Regions from separate parts of the Homo sapiens genome. Here region 1 is linked to region 2. A link is an interaction called in ENCODE POLR2A ChIA-PET data of the cell type or tissue named here. Cell type or tissue: MCF 10A. All regions are shown on one strand. Each heading gives the region's core, and the rest is flanking DNA. Links, peaks and the distances in the headings are about the cores only. Region 1 overlaps LOC102723765 (a long non-coding RNA gene). Region 2 has its middle 46 kb from the start of AHNAK.

Region 1 (10,818 bases), core at 2,220-7,219, 90 kb after region 2:
GTGGCCAATGGAGCTGAAATGGGCAAGGAAGATGAGCTGGACCACTGGGGGCACCTAAAGCCCATCCAGTGCCGCCACTAGTGGATCCCTCTGTGGGCAGTGGCTGGTCTGGCCGGGGCAGCTGTGATGGCTGCAGGGGTCTTAGGCAGGAGTCACATCACCCATAGCCTCAGACTCTGCTCTCTACTTTCCACCTTCATGGTGCGAGGTCCTGGGGACAGGATAGCTGGCTCCTGGGTCTTTGAGGAACTTAACAGCTAGGAGGAGAGACAGAGATGGGTGCAACTGATGGGAATGCTCTGTGGGGAGATGGAGGAAGTCAGAGAAGGAAATGGTGCTCCGGGAGTTGAAAGGGGGCTGCCCCCAGGCTGGGCGTGGTGGCTCATGCCTGTAATCCCAGCACTTTGGGAGGCCAAGGCAGGCGGATCACCTGAGGTTGGGAGTTCGAGACCAGCCTGAACAACATGGAGAAACCCTGTCTGTACTAAAAATACAAAATTGGCTGGGCTTGTGGTGGTGCTTGCCTGTAATCCCAGCTACTTGGGAGGCTGAGGCAGAAGAATCGCTTGAACCTGGGAGGCAGAGGTTGCGGTGAGCCGAGATCGCGTCACTGCACTCCAGCCTGGGCAACAAGAGCGAAACTCCGTCTCAAAAAAAAAGGAAAAAAAAAAAAAAAAAAAGAAAGGGGGCTGCCCCAAGAAAGGTAGCTGGGCAGAGGGGAGAGGGCACGTGGAGGGCTGGCATTTGAGCTGGCCTCTGGTGGATGGGTGATGCTGGTGGTTGGGGTGAAGCGGGGGATGTGCCAGGAGGAGGAAGCCACATGAAGGGGGCCCAGGCTCAGGAGGGGACCTGGCCATGGTCCGACATGCATGGGACAGATAAGCACACAGGTACAGTGGGAGTCTGGGGGCACCGGGGGCACTGGCCTTTCAGGTGCGAGGTTGGAGGTTTGCTCTGATTCTGGAAGGTACCTCGACTGCCACCACCAAGTGTCCCAGATAGGCTCTGCCATCTGGCCCTTGGGAGATCCTGCTTGGTGGCGGTGGGTGTTTCTCTCCCCTGCCTCAGGACCCTGCAAAGCCCCTGCTCTTCTGACCCTCTGCTTGAGATAGTGAGGCAAAAAGTGTGTTAGTCAAGGCTTGGAACTCAGAGCTTTTTTTTTTTTTTTTCTGGAAACGGAGTTTCGCTTTTGTTGCGTAGGCTGGAGTGCAATGGCACGATCTCAGCGGCTCACTGCAACCTCCACCTCCCGAGTTCAGACGATTCTCCTGCCTCAGCCTCCCAAATAGCTGGTATTATAGGCGTGCGTCACCACGCCCTGTTAATTTTCGTATTATTAATAAAGATGGGATTTCACCATGTTGGCCAGGCTGGTCTCCAAATTCTGACCTCAGGTGATTCTCCCGCCTTGGCCTCCGCAAGTGCTGGGATTATAGGCGTGAGTCACCATGCCTGGCCAGAACTCAGAACTTCTTAAACTCTAACACCTGCTCCTCAAATCCTTAAACTCTATACACTGTGAGTTCCAGGCCAGAACCCTCAAGCCTGACTTAGCATGTGGAGAGGACTGGGACCTGCTGTTTCTGGCCACATGTGGTCAGTTACCTACCTGGTCACCGTGCAAAGACAAACTGTTCCGAGGGAAGATAAGCCATGTGGCTATTAGTACCATGAGGATGGCAGTGAATCGGAACAGCTCCTGCCAAATCCTGCACCCCAAACCCTGTGTTGGCTGTGCCTAGATCTGGGGGAGCCCTGGTCCTTGGGTGGCTGAACCTTCCAGCTGGGGCAGTGGCTGGGGAGCCTGCTCTGAGCTCACCCCTTGCCCAGGCTCCAGCTGGGATGACGTGAGCACCTTTGGCCTGGCTCTGGCCTTTGAGAATGGAGCAGGAGAAAGAGCCTCTCCAGAGCCAGAAGCGGGAGGGTACTAAGGGGCCTGGAAGCCTCTCCTGGGTATTTGGACTACAAGGCCCTGGATCTGCTGGCCCCTCCTCCATGTATGGGATATGGTGGGTGCACATGTGGGTGCCAGGTTGTTGAGCCATGTTCAGTGCTCCTTGGGGAGCCCTGCCTATGTCCCCAGCTAGAGGTCTGGTGGCAATGGCAGGTGGGAGGGGTTGGGCCAGCAGCAGCCCCAGCCCATACTGCCAGAAGGCATTGGCTGAGGCCAGGTGCTTGCCCCCAGGTTCAGTGCTTGGTGTATTGTAATGAGCAGGAAGCTGGGGTGCAGTGTGCTGGCAGCTGGCTGGCTGCAAGTCCCAGCGTGGCCCAGACAACAGGTTGGCGGCCTGTTCCGAGCCTATCCATCCGGCTGGGCTGCTGGGGGAGGACTAGTCGGGCCATGGGCTTGGGTCAGCTCCCGGGGCAAGCCGTAGAGGTCAGCTTCCTCCCTCCACCCTGAGTATCCAGCTCTTCTAGTGCTCAGGAAATAACTCTTGAGCAGAGTAGGTTTTTCCTTAGGGGTTTGGTTCATTCTCTTCTGCCTTGGCAGCTCCTGGGGCTGACGCCTGCATTGATTGACCCAGGGACCTCCTAGGAGGAGCCTGGCAACCTCTGGACATTCCAGCCTTTCTGTCCACCAGCCACAATGCCTAGGGCCTGTGAGCCTTTAGATGGCCTCAAAAATGGTCATGTATCTGCTGGCTGCAAAACACAAAAAGAAAATCTCAAAATTGTAATTAATGGATATTGATAACAATTTCAACGAGTAAACTGCATTTTAGTTCAACTATTATGTAGTTGTATGCAAATGTAATAAAGTTTAAATTATATGTACCAAATGCATAATCCGTTTTTAGGGTCAAAATTATTATTATTATTATTTTTTGAGACAGAGTCTCGCTCTGTCACCCAGGCTGGAGTGCAGTGGCATGATGGCATGATCTCGGCTCACTGCAACCTCTGCCTCCCAGGTTCAAGCGATTCTCGTGCCTCAGCCCCCTGAGTAGCTGGGACTACAGGCATGCACCACCACACCTGGCTAATTTTTTGTATGTTTAGTAGAGATGGGGTTTCGCCATGTTGGCTAGGTTGGTCTTGAACTCCTGACCTCAAGTGACCCGCCCGCCTCGGCCTTCCAAAGTGCTGGGATTACAGGTGTGAGCCACCGTGCCCGGCCTATTATTATTTTCTGAGACAGGATCTTGTTCTGTCACCTAGGCTGGAGTGCAGTGGTGTGATCACGGCTCACTGTAGCCTCAAACTTCTGGGCTCAAGGGAACCTCCTGCCTCAATCTCTTGGGTAGCTGGGACTGCAGTTGTGTGCCACCACATCCGGCTAATTTTCTTTTTCTTTTCTTTTTTTTTTTTTTTTTTTGAGATGGAGTTTCACTCTTGTCATCCAGGTTGGAGTGCAGTGGTATGATCTCGGCTCACTTGTAACCTCCGCCTCCCAGGTTCAAGTGATTCTCCTGCCTCACCCTCCCAAGTAGCTGAGACTACAGGCAGGCGCCACCATGCTTGGCTAATTTTTTGTATTTTTAGTAGAGACGGGGTTTCACCATGTTGGCCAGGCTGGTCTTGAACTCCTGACCTCAGGTGATCAGCCCATCTTAGCCTCCCAAAGTGCTGGGATTATAGGCATGAGCCACCGTGCCTGGACACCTTTGATTTTTTCATGCTGTGGGATATCCCTTTTCATGGATGTAATGTCATCTTTGCAGGGATATAATGTAATTTAATTTTCCAGTGCCTTATTGATGGACGTTTGCACTTTTTTTTTTTTCCAGTTTTTCTGCTGTTACAAACCACAGAGCAACGCGTGTGCCTCCTCCCGCCCTGGGGACTCTTTCTGTGGGAGAGGTGCCTGGATTTAGAGGAGCGACCACTCTTCATTTGTAGGTACTCTCCCTAGCCTGGGAGCCCTTCAGCTCCCACTCCAGAGTGGTTGTTGGTGGTAATACGCCAGGCCTGGGGAAGCAGGAGTGGGAAGGTGTGAGAGGTGGGGGAGTGTGGTTGTCAACTGTTCTGATTTTCCACCAGGATCTTGGTCACTTTCCCAGTTGTCACTCGGCCCACAAACTAGGATGTGAGCAGCATATTAAGAATCTGCAGAGATGTTCCCGTCTGCCCGGCATATGGATGTCCTTCTGGGCTGCAAAGTGGCATCCTGTGGGCAACTCCCCCCACAACAACCAGCTGTGAGCTGTGCCCAGGCACAGAGGGACCTGGCTTTCCCTGTTTCTGCAGATGGAGCCCAGGGTTTCAGGGAGGGAGGGGGCAGGCTGGGACCTGTTGGGGATCTGGGCACTTTCTCATGCTCCTTGAGCTGCAAGTCATAGAAGGAGTGGGGTGGGAGCTGGGAATGTACCTTCCCAAGGCCACTGGCAGAACCAGCAGGCCCTTTGCTCTGGGATGAGCTCCCTCTGAGGGGTGGGGACAGTAAAGCGGACCGAAGTCCCTGTTCTGCGGGATGGAAACTGGCTCCCCTCCATTGTACAGGCCAGCTCTGGGGATTTGGGCAGCAGATTTGGGGTTGACAGCAGAATGACATGATCACCAGTTGACCTTGGCCAGGATGCCAGCTTACTTTCTCGCTTACTTCTGCAGGTTCTTTGTTCTGCGGGTGAGTCACCCAGGTCCTGCCCTCCGTGCCTGTCTGCCCTCTCCCACTTTCCCTGCCCTGAGCTTGTTCCCACTTGTAGATTTGGCAGGTCACTGCCAAGGCCCCTATTCCCCCAACATGGCCAGTGCCCTAAGGGTGGGTTGTACAGGGAGGAGCTGGCGTGGTCAGTAGACTTGAATCAGGGACAACTCGGCTGCTGAAGGCTGAGGGGGCCTTGCAGGGCTGCAGGTGCCTTGTGCACACAGGGAGTGGGTAGAGAAGGCAACCAGGGGCTCCTTCAGGCCTTAATGCTCTGCAGCCCAGTGAGGCTGTGCCCAGAGAGTCTGGCGAGGCCCTGGTCTGCTCCCCCAGCCAATGGCCTGATGCTGTTCCATCTGGGCACCCTGTCACTTTTCGTTCATCAGGGAGTACAGGGTGATTCAGGGTCTCAAATGCAGGTGTTCACAAAATGAAATAGAACTTCCCTCTATCCCCGTGCTTCTTTTTATTTTTATAACAAATATACATCGTTATATTTTATTTTTATATTTATGTATTTTATATATATGTGACATCTACTACATGACAGAAAATATTTATGGCCAGGCAAGGTGGCTTACACCTGTAATGCCAGCACTTTGGGAGGCTGAGGCAGGCGGATCACCTGAGGTCGAGAGTTGGAGACCAGTGTGACCAACATGGAGAAACCCCATCTCTACTAAAAATACAAAATCAGCTGGGGGTGGTGGCGCATGCCTGTAATCCCAGCTACTCGGGAAGCTGAGGCAGGAGAATCGCTTGAACCGGGGAGGCGGAGGTTGTGGTGAGCCGAGATTGCACCATTGCACTCCAGCCTGGCAACAAGGGATAAACCCCGTCTCAAAAAAAAAAAAAGAAAAAAAAAAAGAAAAAAATATTTATAATGTAACTAATATAGCTAAAATAAAATGTAATTTCAGTCTCAAGCCTTCATTCTGTTAAGGGGACAGAAACTTAATCTTGGTCATCTTGGGGTCTCCCTCCCTGGGGCTGTGCCTGACTTCCAGGGGGCTCGGCGTTGGCAGGATTTCTGGTGCTTGAGGTCACCTGTCAGCCTGTCTCTTGTCATTGGCTATCCGCCGTGCCATCTGCTCCTGTGTGTCCTTGGCACTGTTCGCATGTCTCCAGCTCGCTGGCTTTCTCTGCCACCTTGGAGCCACTCCTGGGTGCACAGGAGTCTTACTGCTCCCACGCTGTGCTGGGGCCTGGGAAGACTGCTGTGGCCTACCTGCCTCCGTGTAGCACACACACCCATTTCTTCTTCTTCTTCTCCTTCTCCTTCTTCAGACAGAGACTCACTCTGTCACCTAGGCTGGACTGCAGTGGTGCCAAATTGGCTCACTGCAACCTCCGCCTCCCGGGTTCAAGCGATTCTCCTGCCTCAGTCTCCCGAGTAGCTGGGATTACAGGCACACGCCACCATGCCTGGCTAATTTTTGTATTTTTAGTAGAGATGGGGTTTCACCATGTTGGCCAGGCTGGTCTCGAACTCCTGACCTCAAGTGATCCACCTGCCTCAGCCTCCCAAATTGTTGGGATTACAGGCGTGAGCTGCCATACCCAGCCTGTTCTTGGAGGGCTCTTCTCTCTGTTCTCAGACTCTTCAAACCCACTCAGGAGCTCTGCCACCTCACTAAGGCTTGGTCTCTCTGGTAGCTTACCTGGAGAATTGGACACCTGGGGAGGATCATTTTTTAATGATCCTCCTGAGTAGCTGGGACCACAGGCAAGTGCCACCATGCCCTGCTATTTAAAAAAAATTTTTCAGCCTGACCAACATAGTGAAACCCTATCTCTACTAAAAATACAAAACTTAGCCGGGTGTGGTGGCGGGTGCCTGTGATCCCAGCTACTCAGGAGGCTGAGGCAGGAGAATGGCGTGAACCCGGGAGGCGGAGCTTGCAGTGAGCTGAGATCGCGCCACTGCACTCCAGCCTGGGCGACAGAGCGAGACTCTGTCTCGAAAAAAAAATTTTTTTTTTGTGGAGATGGGGGTCCCACTATGTTGCCCAGGTTGGTTTTGAACTCCTGAACTCCAGCAATCCTCCTGCTTTGGCCTCCCAAGGTGCTGGGATTACAGTCATGAGCACTGTGCCTGGCTGATTTATCCAATAGTTTTTATATTTACCTAACCAGATTTTGATATTTTGGTTATCATCTGATATAGTAATATTTTATGTAAATTATTGAGTAACGCCAGGTGTGGTGACTCACTCCTGTAATCCCAGCAATTTGGGAAGCCGAGGCGGGTGGATCACCTGATGTCAGGAGTTCAAGACCAGCCTGACCAACATGGAGAAACCCTGTCTCTACTAAAAATACAAAATTAGCCGGACATGGTGGCGCATGTCTGTAGTCCCAGCTACTTGGGAGGCTGAGGCAGGAGAATCGCTTGAACCCAGGAGGTGGAGGTTGTGGTGAGCTGAGATCATGCCATTGCACTCCAGCCTGGGCAACAACAGGGAGACTCTGTCTCAAACACAAAAACAAAAACAAACAAACAAAAATTCTCGAGTACCCAATAAGTAAATTTTTTTGAAACCAAAATGTCTATAAAATCTATAAAAGGTAAAATTTAGGCAACTACTAAATGGTACCATTGATGTGATGTTTTACTTTTTTGAGTTGTTCTTTAGTTCTAAAACAAATACCATTGGGAAGGAATATTTCAACTGTAAAGATATTAAAATACAGTAAAATATTTCCTGTATGAACTAAAATGTTCTCTTAACAAATATTATATCATACACTCTATCATTATTTTGAATGTGTTTTTTTTTTTTTTTTGAGACGGAGTCTCGCTCTGTCCCGCAGGCTGGAGTGCAGCGGCGCGATCTCAGCTCACTGCAGGCTCTGCCTCCCGGGTGCCCACCACCACGCCTGGCTAATTTTTTTGTATTTTTAGTAGAGACGGGGTTTCACCGTGTTAGCCAGGATGGTCTCGATCTCCTGACCTCGTCATCCGCCCGTCTTGGCCTCCCAAAGTGCTGGGATTATAGGCATGAGCCACCACGCCCGGCCCATTATTTTGAATGTTAAGCCCACATAGAAACTCTAAGTGGTCTCATAGAAGAACAGAATTGGAGTCCAGGTGCGGTGGCGCACGCCTGTAATCCCAGCACTCTGGGAGGCTAAGGCGGGTGGGTCACTTGAGGTCAGGAGTTCGAGACCAGCCTGACCAACATAGCGAAATCCCGTCTCTACTAAAATTACAAAAATTAGCTGGGTGTGGTGGTGCACACCTGTAGTCCCAGCTTTTTGGGAGGCTGAGGCAGGAGAATTGCTTGAACCTGGGAGGCAAATGTTGCAGTGAGCTGAGATCATGCCACTAAACTCCAGCCTGGGTGACAGAGGGAGACTCCGTCTCAAAAAAGAAAAAAAAATAAAAAGGGACACAATTGAAGCAACTCAAGTTCTACTTCTTGGTCTTTGCAGTCACTGTGCTTTTGCTGCTTATGTTGAATCTGTTTACACACAGGCATGGGTAGCACCCAGGAGGAGTTGAGATGAGAACCAACTCTGAAGCCGCCTCCAAGGATTTTAGACCTTCATGAATTTACTCATGAATTGAGTTAGCTGGGCAAAAAAATGAGTAGGCAAAATGATGGCATTGTACCCTATAAATATATAGAATTATTACTTGTCAATATAAACAAATAAATCTGTATTTTTAAAAGACAAATGAACCTGTTGGGGATCACCCGTATAACTGGGAGTTCTGAGAAATAATTTCCATGTCAAATATAATGTCTACTTAAAAATAAGTAATAAACATGTTAATTTCTAGCTTGCATATATTATTATTATTATTTTGAGACAGGGTCTTGCTCGTCGCCTAGGCTGGAGTGCAGTGGCGTGATCATGGTTCACTGCAGCCTCAACCTCCAGGGCTCAAGCAATCCTCCCACCTCAGCCTCCCTAGTTGCCGGGACTACGGGCATGTGCCACCATGCCTGGCTTTTTTTTTTTTTTTTTGGTAGAGACAGCGTTTTACCATGTTGCCCAGGCTGGTCTCAAACTCCTGGGGTCAAGCAATCCTCCCGCTTCAGCCTCCCAAAGTGCTGGGATTACAGGTGTGAGCCACTGCTCCCAGCCTTATCATTGTTTTTAAAGCCTTTTACAGAAGGTCACTGGTCTCAGCAGGGACCAACACTTAGTAACTCTTGCTCTTTACCTCCTGGCCACCCTGGGAATCCTTTTCTTGTCTGGGGGTGGGGTGGGGGTTCTGGAAGCCTGACTCTTACACAAAACCAGCACCTGCAGGTCTTTCCATTCCTCCAAAGGACTGGGCTTTTGAACTGTACAGCCAGGAAAAGACTCCCTCTTCCTCTATCCTTTCCCTGGGGAAAGCAGCCTTTCCCTGGGGCTGCCTTGGCTTCCAGAATCAGGGGAAGTTCTAAGAGAAGAAAGGAAAATAAGGCCAGGCCTGGTGGCTCATGCCTGTAACCACAGCACATTGGGAGGGCTAGGCGGGAGGATCACCTGAGGTCAGGAGTTCAAGACCAGCCTGACCAACATAATGAAATCCCATCTCTACCAAAAATACACAAAAAATTAGCCGGGCATGGTGGCGGGCGCCTGTAATCCTAGCTACTTGGGAGGCTGAGGCAGGAGAATCACCTGAACCCGGGAGGTGGAGGTTGCAGTGAGCTGAGACTGTGTCACTGCACTCCAACCTGGGCAACAAGAGCGAGTCGACTCCATCTCAGAAGAAAGAAAAAAAAAAAAAAGAAAAAGAAAGGAAAATAAGAGGAAAGATACTATGGGTTAATGTTTCCAAAATTTGCCAGTGCAAGAGGAACAGCTTGGATGGTCTCGGCAGCTGCCTCTGGCTTGCCCCAAATCTGAACTCCTGGGAATTCTATCCTCTAGTCACTGGCCTGGGAGAAAGTAGGGAAGAGCTACTCCACCCTCTGCTCTGGAGAAGAGATCTCAGGCCTAGAGAGGAGCTGTAATTGATGGGAAGTCGCATAGAGAGTTAGGGGCAGAGCCAGAAATGGTATCAGGTCCTAGGGTCCTCACTCTAGGAGTCTTCCTGCTGTTCTGAGCTGCAGAGCATAGCTCTGTCCCTGCCGTTTATTGCTCAGCTGTAAATGCACGCAACATCTTACCAGCAAACACAGTTCAATGCATTTATGCTCTGAACTTGATGCAGCTGTGGGGCTTATAAAAGCTGAAAAACAAGCACTACTGGCTGCTATTTGCTTTCCTCTAAAATCACTTGTGGGTCTTTCCTGGGTGGATTCATAATGCCAGAAAATATGATAACTGGAAAACATGCATCCCCCAGCCCCAAGGGCTGGAAATGGAGATGCCCTGGTCAGGCAAGGGGCAAGTGTAAGCAACCTGTTCCCCAGGGTACTGGGAGGGGCCCGGGCCTGGGTGAGGGGGCTACCTCTGGCTCAGCAGGGGATTCATGTCCAAGGTCAAGGTTGCCATCCACAGTGGCCCCATGAAGTCCGTTCTCCCGTAGCAACCACGGTGATCTTTTTTTGTTTGTTTGTTTGTTTTTTTTTTTTTTTGAGACGGAGTCTCGCTCTGTCACCCAGGCTGGAGTGCAGTGACACCATCTCGGCTCACTGCAAGCTCCGCCTCCCAGGTTCATGCCATTCTCCTGCCTCAGCCTCCTGAGTAGCTGGGACTACAGGCGCCCGCCACCACACTCGGCTAATTTTTTGTATTTTTAGCAGAGACGGGGTTTCACCTTGTTAGCCAGGATGGTCTCGATCTCCTGACCTCATGATCCGCCCGCCTTGGCCTCCCAAAGTGCTGGGATTATAGGCGTGAGCCACCGTGCCCAGCCAGTGATCTTTTAAAAATGTAAATCAGGTCATGTCCCTTCTCTGTGTAAACTCTTCCTGGCTCCCCATAACACTTAGAATAAAACTCCAGACCTCATGTGACCTGTTCCCACCTGTCTCTCCAGCCTCATTTTGTGTCACTACCGCCATATCCCTCTAGCACCCTGTGGCCACACTGGCCTCCTTACCTCCAGGGTAAGGGACACCCTCAGAGCACCTCCGGCCTTCACTCGTTTCCCCTCTGCCTGCCCTGCCTCCTCCAGTTTATTTCCTGATTGCACCTTGTTCTCATCATAGGTAAGTCTTCTCTGATTACCGTGGGGCACCCTCCCCCACCCCCTGGGATCCCAGGGTCTGGCTTTCTTCCCTTCATCACCTTTGTCACCGTCTGAAATGATTTTGCTTCTGTGTTTCCTTGTGTAATTATCTACCTCT
Region 2 (10,818 bases), core at 3,285-8,284:
ATCTCCTCACCTGCCGGCCCTGCTTGGCTGCAGGGCGAGGCTGATTTTAGCCCGAAGTGAGAACCTGCCAACAATCTGTGGTGTGAGTAGAAGGATCTCAGTCTTCCTGGCCTCCTGGGTGGGATGCAGCAGCTCCCCCGACCCCACAAACCCCGACACCCTTCCAAGGGGAAGGAACTCGGGCGTCCTCAAGCTCAGACCACTGGCTCTTTTTTTTTTAATATTTATTTATTTACTTATTATTATTTATTTATTTTTAGACAGGGTCTCGCTCTGTTGCCCAGGCTGGAGTGCTGTGGCGTGATCATGGCTCACCACAGCCTGGACATCCTGGGCTCAAGCCATCCTCCCACCTCAGCCTACCGAGTAGCTGGAACTACCGGCGTGCGCCACCATGCCCAGCTTGTTAACCATCCCCCCACCCCCGCCTTTTTTTTTTTTTTTTTTTTTTTGGTAGAGACAGGGGGTCTTGCTATTTTGCCCAGGCTGGGCTCCAGCGATCCTCCTGCCTTGGCCTGCGGAAGTGCCGGGATTACAGACATGAGCCACCGCACCCGGCCCGGACCGCTTGCTCTTCATTCCGGAGATTATGGGGAGCTGGAGAAGAAGAAAGCAAGCAGAAAACTAAGGGGGGAAACGAGAGAAAGAGCCCGGGATGGGCAGAGGCTGACAGTGTGGCCAGGGGTCCTGCTGGGGGCGGGTGGAGAGTAGGGGGAGGTGTGTCGGGGGAGGCAGCAGGGGAGGAGCAAAGCCCTAGGTCGAGGGGGAGGGAAGGGCGGCGGCTTGCAATGAGCGGCAGGGAGCGTTGAAGGGCGTGGAGCGGGAAGGAAAGAAAAAGAGGGAGAGGACTCACAGGGAGAAAGGACAGTGCCAAAGGGTGACTTCGAGGGGACTTTAGCCCCGCTCCCTGTCTCCATAAATCCCTCCTGGCACTCCAAACAAACCTACAATCGAAGTAAAGCAGCGCGCTTTCAATAGCGAGGCAAGGTCCCTTGCTCCAACCAGAAACGGGATGATACCTGGTGAACCCCCATCCAGCAAGCCCGGGGCCCTCAGAATCAAGGGCATGAGACCCTGGTCTCTAGAGAGCATCTGTGGCCACACCCCATTGGCCGAACTGTCAATCGCCAGGCCATATTTGGGCCTCATGACCCGTTGCTAGGCAGATTTTTATCCCCTGGGGTTGCTGTGAGCCATGTGCCCGCAGACTGGGTTGGAGGCGTGGGACACAGAGGGGAGCAAAGACGGGGCGAGCAAGTGGGAAAGAAGACCCTGGGGGGCTGTCGGGAAGCTGCTGAGACCAGGTATACACCTCCCAAGGGGTGGCCACGGGACCTCACCCCTTACCCTAGTGGGTCCCCAATGCCCAAACACTGGCCTTTCATTGCGCGCTTTCCCCTTTATCCAGACTTCCTTCAAATGACAGCTTTGTACCCTGAGAAACTAAGGTCCTGGAGAGTGTCAGCGTCATATATGTTATTGCTTTTGAAACTTTACATTTAAAAAGAGAGCTTTTAGACCCTGAGGGATGGGTCTCTCACGTGGTTATTTCAGGCCCATCAGCAGGCCAGCTTAGGGCATTTTGAAACGGCAGAGCCTTTTAGCCCATCCTCACAAACAGCGTGGTACCGCCTTGCTTTCTCCTCTGGGAGCTCCTGACATCCTCTGGATGCTGGGCTGCAGGGGGCAGGGTAGGGGGTGGGGCAGGGGCGCTTGACCCCTATGTGGAGGAGTTTTGGCCTTAAGGTTCCCCAGCCCCAGCCAGGTGAAAGGGGAGGCTTTTGACAACCTTGGGTCTTTCCAGCCAGTGTTTACCTAGGTGTGTGGTCTCCTCAAGGGCGCGTGGCTGCCAACCACGCCTCTGTCCTCTGTCTTCGGTGGCCAGGCGGTGGGGAGGGCTGGAATGTGAGCAGGCAGGCAAGAATAACGCCAGGGCATTTTCTATTTGTAAGATTGCAAGTTCGGCTCACAACTTGAATTTCAAGTGGGCCCTTCAGCCAGATAGGGAAGTCAGATGAGAGAGTGGAGGCAGCCAGTGCGGATTGTCTAAATTCCTAGAAAAATTCCTAGAAAATAAATTCTAGGAATTTAGCTGCAGGAGGGAGGAGCCCCAGGTGGGATAAGCTCTGGGTAAATTTGCTGGGGGGCCTGGCAGGGATGCTAGGCTTTTTGTCCTTCACGCTATTTAAACATCATGTTTTTCCAAAAATTGCGTGTCTCTTGAATCATATCTAAGACTCTCTTTCTTTCTCTCTCTCTCTTTCTTTCTTTCTTTTTCTTTCTCTCTCTCTCTCTTTCTGTTTTTGAGATAGAGTCTTGTTCTGTTGCCTAGGTTGGAGTGCAGTGGTGTGATCTTGGCTCACTGCAACCTCCACCTCCTGAGTTCAAGCAATTCTCCTGCCTCAACCTCCCTAGTAGCTGGGATTACAGGTGCGCACCACCATGCCTGGCTAATTTTTGTATTTTTAGTAGAGATGGGGTTTCACCATGTTGGCCAGGCTGGTCTGGAACTCCTGACCTCAGGTGATCCACCCGCCTCGGCCTCCCAAAGTGCAGGCATTACAGGCATAAGCCACCACGCCCGGCCTGGAGGCAGGGACTTTAAAAGAAGTTATTTTTTAAACTGAGCTGCTGCCCTCTTATGAAGGAAAACCACTCCCTCTAAGTACTGATTTTGGTGACTGCTCTTAGTTTGAAGTAATTATTGTGTCTAAAAATGGAAAATCACATGTTACTGTTTATCAAAAGGAAATAAACACCTTGGATTAATCGGGTTCTTGCCACTGGATGGTGAGTCCAGACCTTGCCGGCAACCCAGGTAAAAAGGCCACTCTGCATGTTCTGCAAACACTCACTTTTTTTTTCTTTTTCTTTTTTTTTTTTGAGATGGAGTCTTGCTTTGTTGTCCAGGCTGGAGTGCAATGACACGGTCTTGGCTCACTGCAACCTCTGCCTCCTGGGTTCAGGTGATTCTCCTGCCTCAGCCTCTTGAATAGCTGAGATTACAGGCGCCCGCCACCATGCCCGGCTAATTTTTCTTTTAGTAGAGACAGGGTTTCACCATGTTGGCCAGGCTGGTCTCGAACTCCTTACCCAGGATCCCCCCGCCTTGGCCTCCCAAAGTGCTGGGATTACAGGCGTGAGCCACCGTGCCCAGCCCACTTTCGTTGTTTTACAGTTTCCGAAGGGGAAGTGGTCAGATCCTGTGTGTCCGCTGAGGCTTACTTGCCATGCCTGGTTATGTAATCGTGGACAACCTTTGATTGGGCTTTGCTGGTGGCAGAAATAAGGACAGGAAAAAACATGGGAGTCAGGGCGTGTCCCCCACTCACTCTACTCTGACATGGATTGGACTGTTGATTGTTTTGTATTTATGAGCATTTGCTGAACTCTCACGGAATATGGAGAATTAAAAGTTGGACAGAAATGCTTCAGTAAGCCAGCGTGAACTGTACATAGGTTCACACAGGGAAAAAAAGGTCTTGGAGGTGGCTCCGAACACTACATGTCTCAGCCTTTTCATACTCCAGCCAATGCCCAGGGAGCACTTGGTGGTCTCTGCTTTTGACTTAGCTACTGTCAGCCTCTGCAGTCTCAAGCCGGCCTCTGCAGCCACACTCAGCTCTTCCCAGTACTCTTTTAACATACTCTTCTCTTTCCAGCACCTGGCTTTCATGCAGGCTTTTCTTCCTCATCCTTTGGGTTTCAGCTCAGAGGTCATTTCCTCCTGGAAGCCTTCCTGGATACTCCCCATCTTCCCCAGCTATCTCACGCATTCATGTTGCTCTGTACTTTTTTGTTCTTAGCACTATTCATATTAAAATATTAGTGGCCAATGGCTTGTCTGTCTGCCTCTTGCTCCGGACTGTCAGCTCTGTGAGTGAGAAGTAGTATGCTTGTCCATCATTATGTCTCCAGCACACGGCCAGGCACATGGCACGTGGCAGAAACTTGATAAGCCATCTTATCACTAACCGATCACTTCATACACTTCCCCTCAGCGACTGGTGCTCCAATTTTCCTTCTGTCAATTACTGTTTAGTTTCTTGATCTCTCAGGTTTTAGCCTGTACTTAGGGTAAAAACAAACAAAAGTTAAAGAACAAAACAAAATAAACATTCTCTAATAAACGGTTGCTGAAGTTTTGCACTTTGGCTGCTTTCCTTGAGCTGCTGAGTGTGAATTCAGCTAAATTCTGTGCCCTGTTGGCTGGCAAACTTCTCAAATTGACACCATTCCAGCCCCCAGGACTGCCCTGCTGGGGTGGGAAAGGAGGCAGAGGAAAAGCTTGGAGACTCTGAAGTCGAGGACCTGAAGCCCAAGAAAGGTGGGGTGGCAAGAACGGCAAAAAGGGTGTTGCTTGGGGCAGGAAGTTGAGGAAGAGGGAGTGAAGGAGTGCTCGGGTGTGGAAGAGGAGAAGACACCCCAAATCTGCCCAGTTTGGTCCGAAATGGGTGGCTGGCATCTGAAACGTCTCTCACTGCTTAAGTCTAGGAAGTGTGGCTTTTGATTATTCTTTTGTTCTCCTTCCCTTCCTTCCTAGAGAATTTTTTGACCTGGAAAGCCTGGCTGGGATGTGGAGGGTTGTGTTTCCCACCTGCAGCAATGCGGGGCTGGCTTTGTCTTTGCAGCGAACTGCCCCATGCCCCCTGCCTGCCCCACCGCTCTCTTTGAGCCTGACAGACACAGCAACAGTGGCTCCGTGGCCAGCGTCCAGCGCTGCAGAATGAGACAAAGCCCTGTGTATTTGCTGGGCAGCACTTGGCTGTGATATATTGACATGTGAGCGCAGTAGAGTATTTGTGGCATCTGGAGAGCAAAGTGCTCACATCATGCTGGGGTTTGGCAAGTGCATTTATTTCTCTCAGGGTTTGACAAAGTTCTTTTATTTTATTTTTTTGAGATGGAGTTTTGCTTTGTCATCAGGCTGAAGTGCAGTGGCGCGATCTCGGCTCACTGCAACCTCCACCTCCCGGGTTCAAGCAATTCCCCTGCCTCAGCCTCCTGAGTAGCTGGGACTACAAGTATGCACTACCCTGCCTGGCTAATTTTTTGTATTTTAGTAGAGATGGAATTTCATCACGTTGGCCAGGATGGTCTCAATCTCCTGACCTCATGATCCACCCACTTTGGCCTCCCCAAGTGTTGGGATTACAGGCGTGAGCCACCGTGCCTGGCAGGCAAAGTTCTTCTAGAATGTAGAATTTGAGGCATTGAGACTGGAAATCCCTTTGAAAGGCAGGGATAAAATTGTTTTTTTTTTTTGGATGGGGTCTCACTCTGACCCCCAGGCTGGAAAGCAGTGGTGCCATCTGCCACTCCACCTTCTGGGCTCAAGAAATCCTCCCACCTCAACCTCCCAAGTGCCACCACGCCTGACTAATTTGTTTTGTGTTTTTGATTTTTTTTTGTAGAGATGGTGTTTCACTATGTTGCCCAGGCTGGTCTCGAACTCTTGGGTTCAAGCAATTCTCCCATCTCAGCCTCCCAAAGTGTTAGGATTACAGATGTGAGCCACTGTGCCTGGCCAGAATTGTATGTTTTAATGTGATACAGTATGTCTGAGCAATGTCCACATCCAGTTGTCAAGGGGGAAAAAACTTGATAGTGAGCATTCCCAGCTCAACGCTGCCTTGTTCAAAACTCAGCTGACATAGAGGCTTCTGCTGGTTCCCTGTCCACACAGAGTAAGCTCTTCCCAGCCAAAGGGGAGATGAAAGGATTATTTACTATGTAAAGTGGTGAGGCAGAAATCTCCCAGTTTGTTCACTTAGCTCAAAGTGGGAGAAAAAAAATGATGTTGAGGCGGTTCTATAGCTCGATTTCTGGTATGATCAACTGGGAGCAGCAATTTAAAACCCACTTGGATTTTTTAAGTCACTGGGGAGGTTCGGAGCCACATACCACGCCCTGTGTGTCATCATCGGGCTCTCTGAGGGACAGCACGTAGGTTTGGGAGGAACAGGTTCAAACCTGACTCTGATCGTTAACGAAGGTAGTGTTCTGTAGCACACATGACTCTCTGGGCCAATCAGATTACCCCAGCCTTCTAGCACCTGTGTGAACTGACATAGCTGGGAAGCTGGCTAGGCTGGGCTCAGGTGGGGCAGCCAGGTACCTTTATAGTATGATTTGAAGGCCTCAGGTGAGGCTGCCCTAGCCTGAAATATCTCCCCTACTGGCTTGTCAAGGATGTCTGAATTTCGCTACTATTGAGTCATTCCTTTGCGTTTACTACGGTCCTCGTTTTGTGAGTGCAGATTGATCTGGAATACAGGATCCTTAACCTTCCCATCTTAATTGCGTGGATACAACTAGACTATGTTTAATCTCTTGGGTAAGCCACAAACTAAGTTCCACTTTTTCATGCCAGGCCTGTCTTGAGGCATTTCACCTGCCCTCTTCTCTATTCTGTTCAGCTTAGACAAGAAGCAAGCTGGAGCCAGGTAGTCTGGTGTGGGGGACAGAGGAGCAGAGGACTGGAAAGTGAGGGCACCCAGGAGCAGCAGGCTCTCCTTCCTGGCTTCTGGCTTTCCAGCACAGAAAAGCTTGGCTGAGCCTTGGTCTGGTGTCAGATGACGCCTGAAGGGAGATGTGATCTCCCCATTTTGGCCCAGATGGAGCACAGTTAGCTCTTACATGGACTTCCTTCCACTTACTCACTTTCCCTTTACCAGCTATCCTCTGTCCTCCTACTGCTGCACTCTCAGCCATCATCATTCTACGTGGCCTCATGCCAGAAGGGAAGTCTCATTGGCATCCCAGAGGAGCCAGGAGCTCCTAAGCCCCACCAGCACTCGGCCACACCCCTTTCCCCTTTGTGGCTTGGTTCACAGTCTCCAGGAGATGGAGGAGTGGCTAGGAGCTGCGCAGCTGCCGACAGCTCAACTTGTGCGGCTGGTTTTTTGTTTTTTTGAGATGGAGTCTTGCTCTGTTGCCCAGGCTGGAGTGCTGTGGTGCGATCTTGGCTCACTACAACCTCCGCCTCCCGGGTTCAAGCGATTCTCTTGCCTCAGTCTCCCGAATAGCTGAGATTACAGGCACACGATACCATGCCCAGTTAATTTTTTTGTATTTTTAGTAGAGACTGGGTTTCGCCATGTTGGTCAGGCTGGTCTCGAACTCCCGACCTCAGGTGATCCACCCGCCTCGGCCTCCCAAAGTGCTGGGATTACAGGCATAAGCCACTGCGCCTGGCAGGTTTGAACAGATACAGAGGATGTTTAGTGAGAGGCCAGTCGGATGCTATGGGTCTGCACTAAAGCCTTAAACCCTTTCTATCTTTTCCTCTTTCCCAGGCCTAGAAGACATGGTCAGAGTTCATCTACGTCATGCCCCTGCCTCCGGGCATATTTTATCTCCCCATGCCCATGCCTGTCTTCCAGAGACCACTCCCACCAAAGGAAGTGGGAGAAGCGAGGCGGAAGAGAGGCCATAAAGTCCGCTGGAATATAGGCTCCATGAAGGCAGGGATTTTTAATATATCCCCAGAGTCTAGAACAGTGCCTGGCCCACAGTAGATGCTCAATAAATATTTGTTGAATAATGAACCTCCCCTTGTTGAAGTAATCACAGCTGGTAAAGTACTTTCAATCCTAATGAATATTCTGTTGGACAGGTGGAAATTTTTAGAGCCAACATTTCCAAAGATCTATTTATTTTGTTTTTTGTTTTTATTTTATTTTTTTTAGAGAAGGGCCTTGCTCTGTCACTCAGGCTGGAGTGCACTGGCATGATCACAGCTCACTGCAACCTTGAACTCCTGGACTCAAGAGATCCTCCCACCTCAGCTTTCTGAGTAGCTCTTACTAAAGGCACAGCTTCCATGCCCAGCTAATAAAAAAAAATTTCTTTTTTTTTTTTTTTTAGAGTGAGTCTGGGTTCACTATGTTGCTCACGTGCTGCTCTCAAACTTCTGGCCTCAAGCGATCCTCCCACCTTGGCCTTCTAAAGCACTGGGATTATAGGCATGAGCCACTATGTCTGGCCCCAAAGATTCAATTTTTAATTACACCATATAGTGTAATTATAATTACACTATATAGTGTAATTATAATTACATTTAGTGTAATCTTAGTATGCCATTCATTTTGTAAAAAATTAAAACAATACAAGAGAAATTCCCCTTGTTCCAAACACACTTGCGTGCTCCTTCTTAGTGATAACCATTAGCTTCATCTTGGCATGTGCCCTGTAGACTTTGCTCAATGCATTTGGACAAGTCTGTATGTTAACATAGAAGCCTAGAGTTTTGTGGGTTAGCAACGACACAACAACCACAACAACAAAACCCATAAAACCATAAATAAGATTGGACTGTGCTGTTTTGCAGTTTCCTTTTTCCCCTCTTAACGTTTTGGAGATGTTCCATGTAGGTGAAAACAGACCTACCTCGTTCTTTTCATTGTGAAATATTGTGCAGCATAGATATATTGCATATTTGACAATTCCTCTATTGATGGACTTTTAAGTCATTTCCAGTGTTTACTTTTTTTTTTTTTGAGATGAAGTCTCCCCTCTGTCACCCAGGCTGGAGTGCAGTGGCTCAGTCTCGGCTCACTGCAACCTCTGCTTCCCAGGTTCAAGCGATTCTCCTGCCTCAGCCTCCTGAGTAGCTGGGATTACAGGGGCGTGCCACCACGCCTGGCAAAATTGTTTTGTATTTTTACTAGAGATGGAGTTTCGTCATTTTGGCCCAGCTGGTCTTGAACTCCTCACCTCAGGTTATCTGCCTGCCTCAGCCTCCCGAAGTGCTGGGATTACAGGTGTGAACCACCGCGCCTGGCCTATTACCAGTTTCTATGATCTTGTTAGAATAAAAATTTCAGCTCTCTCTTGGACAGGAAATTGTGAGTGATTCACACTAGTAACATAATCAGATATGTCGTAATGATGCTATTTAATGCTATGTCTTCTGTTACTTAGTAACTGTTTTACATAAAGGGCGTAATCATGTCTCCACCTTTTTTGATAGGAATGGTTGTGTATCACTTTTCTCCACCCATTTCACCATGACTTTTAGATATGAAATGGGAGAGTCTGGGGCCTTGGAGGGCCTCAGGGGAGTGACCTCCCCCTTCCCTTCCTTATCCTCTGTTTTCTTGAGTGGCTTCAAGGAGTTGTTTGGTGCCATAGCCTGCCCTTCTGCCACATCCTTTCCTGCCACATAGTGGTCATGTCCTGGAATGACGAGATGACAATGCCAATCATTCAGTCCCAGGCTGCATGGTGCACTGGCCTTTGGATTCCTCCTTTGATCAGCTCAGAACACTTTAGCAGTTGTTGGTTTTGACCTGTGCTTGGCTTTGATGATATCAGGCCCATCTTCAAACCTTTTCCTTGTACCTCAGGAATGATACCGCAGTCTGGATCCAGCCTTAATCTTTTCAAGGCCCACGCATCACTCAGTATAATATTTTCCACAGATAAGTACATTTTAAAAGGAAAAGCTTTAAGAACACTTTATATTTTATACCATTTAATTCCTTGGCAATTTTCTTCTCCCACCCACACCTTAATGTCATTTGCTCTTCTATTTTTCTCAACCTCTGTTTTCTTTTCTTTCTTTCTTTCCTTCCTTCCTTCCCTCCCTCCCTTCTTCCTTCCTTTTCCTTCCTTTCTTCCTTCCTTCCTTTCTTTCTTCTTTTTCTTTCTTTCTTTCTTTCTTGAGATGGAGTCTCCCTCCCTCTGCTGCTCAGGCTGGAGTGCAGTGATGCGATCTCGGCTCACTGCAACTGCCGCCTCCCGGGTTCAAGCAATTCTCCTGCCTCAGCCTACCGAGTAGCTGGGACTACAGGCACGCGCCACCACGCCCGGCTAACTTTTGTACTTTTAGTAGAGACAGGGTTTCACTATGTTGATCAGGCTGGTCTCGAACTCCTGACCTTGTGATCTGCCCGCCTCGGCCTCCCAAAGTGCTGGGATTACAGGTGTGAGCCACCGCTCCCGGCCAACCTGCTTTCAAGATTACATCAGAGTGGTGGCTGTGGAAGAATTTTTCTCCCTGAGAATTTTCTCTAGGCATAGTTCTTTGTTACTAACAAGATTTTCCTTCTCCCTGCTTGATGATTTCCGTACAGTTTAGACTCATAGAGTATCTTAATATTAATCTCTAGTGATTGAATTGCAACAGCACCTAGGATGGCTAGATTTCATAATGGCTTTTTCCTGAAGTTCACTTTTCAGAGGGAGCCTAGGACTTTTAAGGCAGTGTGACTTGTTTTAATGGTTTCAGATTAATTTTGTATTTGTATCAGAAAACCATTTACTTAATGATTTGATTGTTTCATTTTCTAAAGTGAATAGTAACTGAACTCGTTTCCTACTCCTTTATTTAGTCCAGCTACTATAGAATCTTTGTTTTGCTTGCTTTTAGTAATATTAACGTTATTTCTTTCTTTCTTCTTTTTTTTTTTTTGAGACAGGATCTGGCTCTGTCACCCATGCTGGAGTGCAGTGGCGCAATCTTGGCTCACTGCAGCCTCCGCCTCCTGGGATCAAGTGATCCTCCTGCTACAGCCTCCTGAGTAGCTGGGATTACAGGCATATACCACCATGCCTGGCTAATTTTTCTATTTTTAGTAGAGACGAGGTTTCATCATGTTGGCCAGGCTGGTCTCGAACTTCTGGCCTCAAATAATTCAACCGCCTTGGCTTCCCAAAGTTCTGGGATTACAGGCATGAGCCACTGCGCCTGGCATATTACTGCTATTTTTTTTTTTTTTTTTTGAGACGGAGTCTCGCTCTGTCCCCATGCTGGAGTGCAGTGGCGTGATCTCGGCTCACTGCAACCTCTGCCTCCCAGGTTCAAGTGATTCT

Evidence for each region. Peaks named below come from ENCODE experiments on the same cell type or tissue, not always from the same donor. Only the 100,000 strongest peaks of a DNase experiment are listed, where the experiment ranks them.
Region 1: POLR2A ChIA-PET joins it to region 2 with 5 read pairs; 12 of 35 experiments call an interaction of 5 or more read pairs at or near these places.

The regions. Positions count from the first base shown.
Region 1 is chr11:62,404,923-62,415,740 of GRCh38, reverse strand. It overlaps LOC102723765 (a long non-coding RNA gene), which reads left to right. Exons shown (of 4, transcript XR_007062699.1): 3 at 3,729-4,564; 4 at 5,133-5,645. Among named protein-coding and RNA genes, the nearest start is that of SCGB1A1, 8.7 kb to the left of the region's middle. In MCF 10A, for the core only: no CTCF peak of the experiment used is centred there; a DNase peak (open chromatin) is centred at 4,620.
Region 2 is chr11:62,495,648-62,506,465 of GRCh38, reverse strand. It overlaps a transcript of AHNAK not described here. Among named protein-coding and RNA genes, the nearest start is that of AHNAK, 46 kb to the left of the region's middle. RefSeq lists an enhancer at 56-803. In MCF 10A, for the core only: no CTCF peak of the experiment used is centred there; DNase peaks (open chromatin) are centred at 5,985 and 6,735.